2 separate regions of the Homo sapiens genome follow, and region 1 is linked to region 2. The links are chromatin contacts, found by Hi-C or POLR2A ChIA-PET in ENCODE. All regions are on one chromosome and are shown on one strand. Each heading gives the region's core, a stretch centred on a gene start or an enhancer-like site at or near the end of the contact. The rest is flanking DNA. Distances are from core to core; before and after follow the strand shown. Region 1 overlaps FOXO3 (forkhead box O3). Region 2 overlaps SESN1 (sestrin 1).

What was found. A loop is a pair of places that touch in the nucleus more often than their neighbours do. ChIA-PET counts read pairs that join two places held with the same protein, here RNA polymerase II (POLR2A). Pooled maps may share reads with other maps.
Region 1: a loop to region 2 is called in a map of ascending aorta, with 2.6 times the contacts of the local background. The contact joins two enhancer-like sites. A Hi-C loop is called at or near these places in 3 of 168 maps with a recorded cell type or tissue (IMR-90, ascending aorta and esophagus muscularis mucosa) and 4 of 50 pooled maps. POLR2A ChIA-PET finds 5 or more read pairs at or near these places in 1 of 52 experiments (A549).

Annotation. Positions count from the first base shown.
Region 1 is chr6:108,650,167-108,653,414 of GRCh38, reverse strand. All of the region lies in intron 1 of FOXO3 (forkhead box O3), which reads right to left. Among named protein-coding and RNA genes, the nearest start is that of FOXO3, 91 kb to the right of the region's middle. Within about 2 kb of position 1,339, at least 14 of the 41 ENCODE cell types and tissues checked have a DNase peak (open chromatin) inside an H3K27ac peak, as active enhancers do; they include ascending aorta, where a contact is called at or near this core.
Region 2 is chr6:109,078,571-109,081,761 of GRCh38, reverse strand. All of the region lies in intron 1 of SESN1 (sestrin 1), which reads left to right. Among named protein-coding and RNA genes, the nearest start is that of SESN1, 15 kb to the left of the region's middle. Within about 2 kb of position 1,566, at least 12 of the 41 ENCODE cell types and tissues checked have a DNase peak (open chromatin) inside an H3K27ac peak, as active enhancers do; they include ascending aorta, where a contact is called at or near this core.

The sequences.
Region 1 (3,248 bases), core at 90-2,589, 430 kb after region 2:
ATGTCTGGATTAGCACACTAATAGCAAAGATAAAATGCAGGGTGCAGTCTGGCTCTTTAAACCAGATACCATGTTTTACTATAGCTTTAGCACCCGGCAGAGGGCCTGGTACATAGTAGGGGGTCAAAAAATTGTATCTGTTTAACCATTGAATTAATGGGAAGGGGGCAGGAGCCACAAAATAGACCTGAATTATACTTTAACATGAGATGTGATAAAACATTGAGACCAAAGAATGTCCTACATGAGTGAAGATGGAAGTAAGCTTCCACTGCAAAATGTGAAGTAGCATCTAGGTTGTTCTCAGGTTGAAAAGTCTCATCACTGGTATTAACTTCAATTAAACAGCCCAATTTCCAAAAACCTGAAAATATATACCAACAAGTAGGCTTTAAGGTCTCTAGAATAAGAGATGGAAAGAAGGGCAAACTGATAGGGTGTGTGCTACTCGGTGGAGCAAGGCCTTAGCAGGCATTTCAGGTCCATCCAGGGTGAAGAGCCGGCTCTCCACCTGTCATGGGATGCCATGGGGCCCCCATTACTTGGTAATTCAGTTGGCTCAGAGTCCCAGGCACACTCAAAACCACAAATAACACATTCTGGTTCTAAAGTCTCCTCTACACAAGCACCTAGGTAACAAGAGAAATCCCAAATCAAGTCTACTTCACCTACAATCTGAAGGAAATTCATGTATGTGGTGCCTACCAGGGCCAATGCTCTGTGCTTGACAAATTTGATCTCATTTTATTTTCTAAACAAGCCTGTCAGGAGGAAACTGAGGTGCAGAAAGGTTAAGCAATTTGTCTAGTGGGTGGTGGTGCTAGAAATCAAGCCTGAGGCTAACTTCAAAAGTGAAGCTCTCACCACTGCACTGTGTATTTCCTTCTGAAGTCACCAAACTGACCAAGGAGGGAGGCACCACTAACAAGTGACCAAGGAATAAGAAGCTTTAAAGACTACAAAATCTGTGTGATTCAATTAAATGTTCAGCATGTGGTCCCTAGGCTTATGAAAGGGATGGAAAATGTGGAAAAATGATAAGCCATGAAGCAAGCCTTGTTGGAGCCACATCTGCCCATCTGCTAACACTAATTTTTTAGAAATGACACCTTTTCTCAGACAGACCTCAAAGGGACACTACTATCATGTCCTAACCTGAACTGGGATCACTATTTTGGGGAATGCCCAAATATTACTATAGCCATAAACTGAACTTCTACATATCCAGGCTTTCCTTGGTGGCACGTCTGGAGGCTTCTGTGTTCTGGGAGAATTAGCCTGTGACTACGTCAAGCCAATATCACCTGGCTGTCCCTGGCAGGCCTATTCAGGCCCTAAAACAGCTGGCACCACGTTACGGATCCTCAAGCCAGAAACATCAAGCAAATGTCTGCTAGTGCCTGGCCCTTGCTATTATGAGGCTTAATCTGAAACAGGGACTCAGCTCTATACTATTTAAAACATGTAATTAGTTTATTATTGAGCCAGAAAAGATGAGCTTGCTCTAAAACTATGTGAATCTTAAAATATGATGCCTTTTGCCTGCCAACTGACGACGTGATCAGGATACTTCTGTTTAACCTCAATCAAAAACTCTGGTAGAAAACTGCTTTAAGGTTACATATGCCTACTATTTTATTATTTGTCTTCTGGCATCAAAACCTGCAGAAACAAATCACTGACAATGCAAGCACATTACAGGGATGGATGTGGAGGTGCTGAGTGGGTGAGTTAAACAGCTTGAGAGTTTGACATCTGAAATCCAGGAAAACTGCTTTTCTGTTCTTAGTTTACAATCCCTTCCTTCACATGAAATTTACTGGCTTTAGCGTCACACATACAAACACAACTGCTTCTAGCTCTTCAGATGTTATGGCTCAGAAAAACCGTTCCTTTTTGTCTTGTTATTTCAAGAGCAACTGATTTCTTTTTGGTAGCTCTGAAATATATGCCAGTGTGTGGGCACAGTCACACAGCTACGCACAGGCCCACACCCTGGAAAGATTGGAAGGAGTGGAGACACATTTTTCAGCTAGGAAAGGAAAAAGTTTGGGTTAGCATTTATAAAACAGACAAGTGTGCATGCATTTGGAAGCAGGCTATCTTCCAAGTGTCAATGTTAATTATCCTAATAGTCACTGTAAATCAAGGTGTTACCAGTGAAAGAAGCAGAGAAAGTAAATGCTACACACCAGAATACCCCATGTTGGCTACTGCAAACAAAACAATTGATGTATATTTTCTGTACGGAAATAAAGAGTACGATGCAGTCAATTCTGTAAAATGACTTGGGCTAATAGTATCTTCTGTCCCCTCCACACCTCACTGAAATTCAGCTCTAATGAGGAGCCTCCCGAGGGACTGCCTTCTTTAACCTATACCTCATCTGCATATTCAGTATTTCACCATAGTGGTTTTGCAAGATTTTTTTTTCTTGTTCAAAACCACAGGATGCAAAAGCGGCTGATGACCAATATAATGGTATTATGAAATGCTGACCAAGTCAACTATTTATTCCACGACACTCCTGGGTGCTAATTACACACACAGATGAGCATCAGAAAGCTCAAAAGTTCACAAAAAAAGATCAAATAAAGAAAGGACATTTCCAGTAACTAAAGAACTAGGCACTGATTGCATTTTTCTGAAAAAACATTCACTGAGCCACTCAGATACCCCTGTATTCTAACTTAAAATCTAGGGTGTTCCCAAATGTGTAAGTTAATTATTAGCACTACCCCTAAACTATGATGAATGAAGCAGACTGAATGCACATGAGATAAAATCATAGTTTTTCTAAAGGCCATAACAGAAATGCAGTATTTTATTGTAGCAGGCTCTAATCTACTTCATGTACATGCTAGGTAAACTTGAAAGCACTTAAGAAACTGGAAATACAAGCATCAGTAGTGTAATATCTATCACCCAAAGGGCAGGAGAAATAGTATTAACTGGCAAGGACAGTCATGCAAGAGACTATAAAAGCTGAACACACAGTAGAAATAGAAAATTCCTATAACTGGGTGCCTCAGGGGCTAAAAGAACGTAGGAAACAGTTCTTTTAGACCCTGCTTGTGGCTGGAGGAGACAGAAGAGTCTAAGAGGGAGGGGTCAGAATACGGTGGAGAGTTGGAGGGTGAGCCCACTCCTCAACCAGCACGTGTCCCTGTGCTCCAGGGCTCACTGGTCCCACCATATTAGCAGTCAGTGACTCTAAGGGCATTCCTGAGGATGCAGGACCCCTGACC
Region 2 (3,191 bases), core at 317-2,816:
CTGGCAGGTGTCTTTGGGGCTCCTGCTGAGCTCCCAATGCCTGCCTAGTTTATCTTCTGTGAATTGGGGTGGATGGGAGGGGAGGGGCAGAGGTGGCACCAGACTTTCCTGTCTGCTTTAAAATGTGCCATGGGATTGGAATCAAGTTGTCTTAAAGAGCCATTAGCAGTCTGTATGCTTTTGAAAACAAGAAGAAAAGGCATTCTGTATGCCACACCTAACCCTTAGCCCTTTTCATGTAATAATTCATTCAACCTTCCCAACATTGTATGAGTAGATATTTTTATTCCCATTTTATCTGTCAAGAAAAAACAAGGCCCAGATGGGTTAAAAACTTGCCCAAGTTATCATAGCTAATGCAAGTTGAATATGTCTTATCCAAAATGCTTAAGACCAGGCTGGGCACCATGACTCACACCTGTGATCCCAGGGTTTTGTTGGATTGCTTGAGCCCAGAGTTCAACACCTGCTTGGGCAACATAGTGAGACCTCATCTCTACAAAAAATACAAACATTAGCTGGGCATGGTGATGCATGCCTGTGGTCCCAGTTCCTTGGGAGGTAAAGTAGGAGGATTGCTTGAGCCCAGGAGGTCAAGGCTGCAGTAAGTCAAGATTGCACCACTGCACTCCAGCCTGGGCAACAGAGGGAGGCCTTGTTTCAAAACAGAACAAAATGCTTGGGACGAGAAGTGTTTCAGATTTCAGATTTTTTTTTTTTGGATTTTGGAATATTTGCATATGTATAATGAGATATCTTCGGGATGTAACCCAAATCTAAACACAAAATATATCTGTTTTATATATACCTTATCACATAATCTGAAGGTAATTTTTATGCAATACTTGGAATAATTTTGTGCATGAAATAGTCTGTATTAAGTACTTGTGTGTGGAATTTTTCTACTTGGGGTGTCGTGTCAGTTCTCAAAATGTTTCAGACTTTGGAGCATTTGGGATTTGGGATTTTTGGATTAGGGATGCTCAGTCTGTAAGAGGAGGAGTCAGGTTTAAAACCCAGGCTGTGAGACTCAAGAGTCTGTGCTTTCCAACATTATACCTCATTATCTGAATAAAAATTTAACGTTAAGATTCCTAACAGTAAAAATATATTACTTTCTTTCCCAAATTGTTTTCCTTCAAGGTAAAACTTAAAACTTTTCTAGGGGAAACCACATTCTCAGATGTTATTAAGTTGCATATCAAGTTCTTATTTAAACCTTGACCCATGTTGAAACTGATTTGAACCCTACTGAATCTTCATGTTTCACTGTGGTGTATAATTTTCATTATGTTGTCATTATAAAAGTTGCCTGATCGCAAGGATTCTATGGACTGAGATCCTGGAAATATGGTGTATAAAAGGCTTATTTTTATATTAAGAGATTCCTAGTAAGATGATTTATTTAATGCACTACCTAAAAGAAAATTTGGTATATTTCCATGAGCAATAGACTCAAGATTAGCTTTGAAAGTTAAAAGAGCATTCTCCTAGCTAGTTCATTGTTGCCATGACAGTGCTGGCAGTGCAAGTGTTGTAGTAACTCCTTGCAATGATCTTATTTTAGACCCTAACGTTTGCAGTGCTGAACGTCCCCTTCCCCGCCCCACAAGTAACTCTAGTGGAAAAGTACTGGTTTTATAACTGGCTTCTGGCTTTATAGCTGAAAGACTGCACTATTGTGGGCTTGAAAAAATAGTGTAGGAGTGTTGAGTATTTTTCCTGTGGATTATAAATGTTTGAAATCTCCCAAAATACGGTTTTGCATTACATATCATACAGCAAGTTGTTTATAGCTAAAAAGAAAAGGAGCCTCAATTGTCTTTAGAAATCAAGCCTAGGTTGTATAATTACATTGAGCTCATACAGAAATCATTCTCCCATTTGTATGCTCATGCATACTTCAGATTCAACTTATTCTTTTATTCAGTTATTATGGAAAATTATCATTAGAATCATAAAGGATTGTGTTTAAACAATGTAGAAAAGTACTTTTTTGCATCCCTTTCATAATTCAGCATTTATTTCATAAATTGTAACATTTTAGTCTTGATTTCTTAAAAAGCAAACTCACCTAAGTTATATAATGTTCAGAAATTACTCAATTTGAACTGGGTACCCGAACCAACATAATTGTTGAAGCATTTTTAACTTTGTTGCTTATATGTTTTAAATTAGATTTTAAAATACCTCATTGAGATTTTCTAATTGTAAATCCTATTATGACAGTACCATTAAGCACAAAATATTTGCAAATTTATAAGAGTAAATGCCATTTTTGTCCTTTTGCATACCATTTGTTAGGTCAGAGTTTTGATATGTGCGCTAAAAATCTGTTATAACATGATGAAACAAAATGATTTTGGCAACTGACCTTGTCAAGGAAGATGGAAAGTCTAACTGTTATACCTCATTAGTGACACCTGCTTTTTTCTTAAATACTACATTAAAGCTTAATTCATCTTCCTTAGGTGTTAAAGATTTAAACGTATCTTGCATGATTGGGCCTGTATTGAATATTAGAGTATGAATATCAGACAATCCCTTTTGTTTCTTTTTTTTTTTTTCAGTTTAGCACAGAAAAATAACTTTATAAGCAAAAATTTGACCCCAGGCTAGAATTGCATTTAGCCTTTCCACCAGGCAATGAGAATTTATCAGAAGTGTGTTTATTTTTATTCTCTTAGTGGTAATTATTCCGATAAAGAAATATCCAATTCCAGTCTACAATGGTCTTTGATGGCTCCCTCTTTGAATTTGGAAGTAGATATATAGTAATATATGAAGATTCAAACCTTGAGATAAATATTCTTTCATTTCATACAATATATTATTTTAATTGGTCAGAATGAGACTAAATTATGATTAGCTCCTTTCTCTTGTTAAAATACAGAATTACAGGGTTGTTATTTTTTTTCCTGAATCCCACAGCACCTCTATAGCAGACCTCCCTCTCCACCTAAGGCTGAAATAAATATGCTTTTTAAAGATAAGGTTAGAATTCATTTAAAATATTTCTTTATGTCTGACACTGTTTTGGCATTGTGGGGGATGTAAAAACAAAAGAAAACAACTATTGCCCTTAAGAATTTTGTAATGAAAATCGAAGAACAAATTAAGACTGGCTAAAAATGTGAAATTTTATGGTACTGTGTTGACAACAGTGCAGCTGTTGGTGGGACAGTGCATCA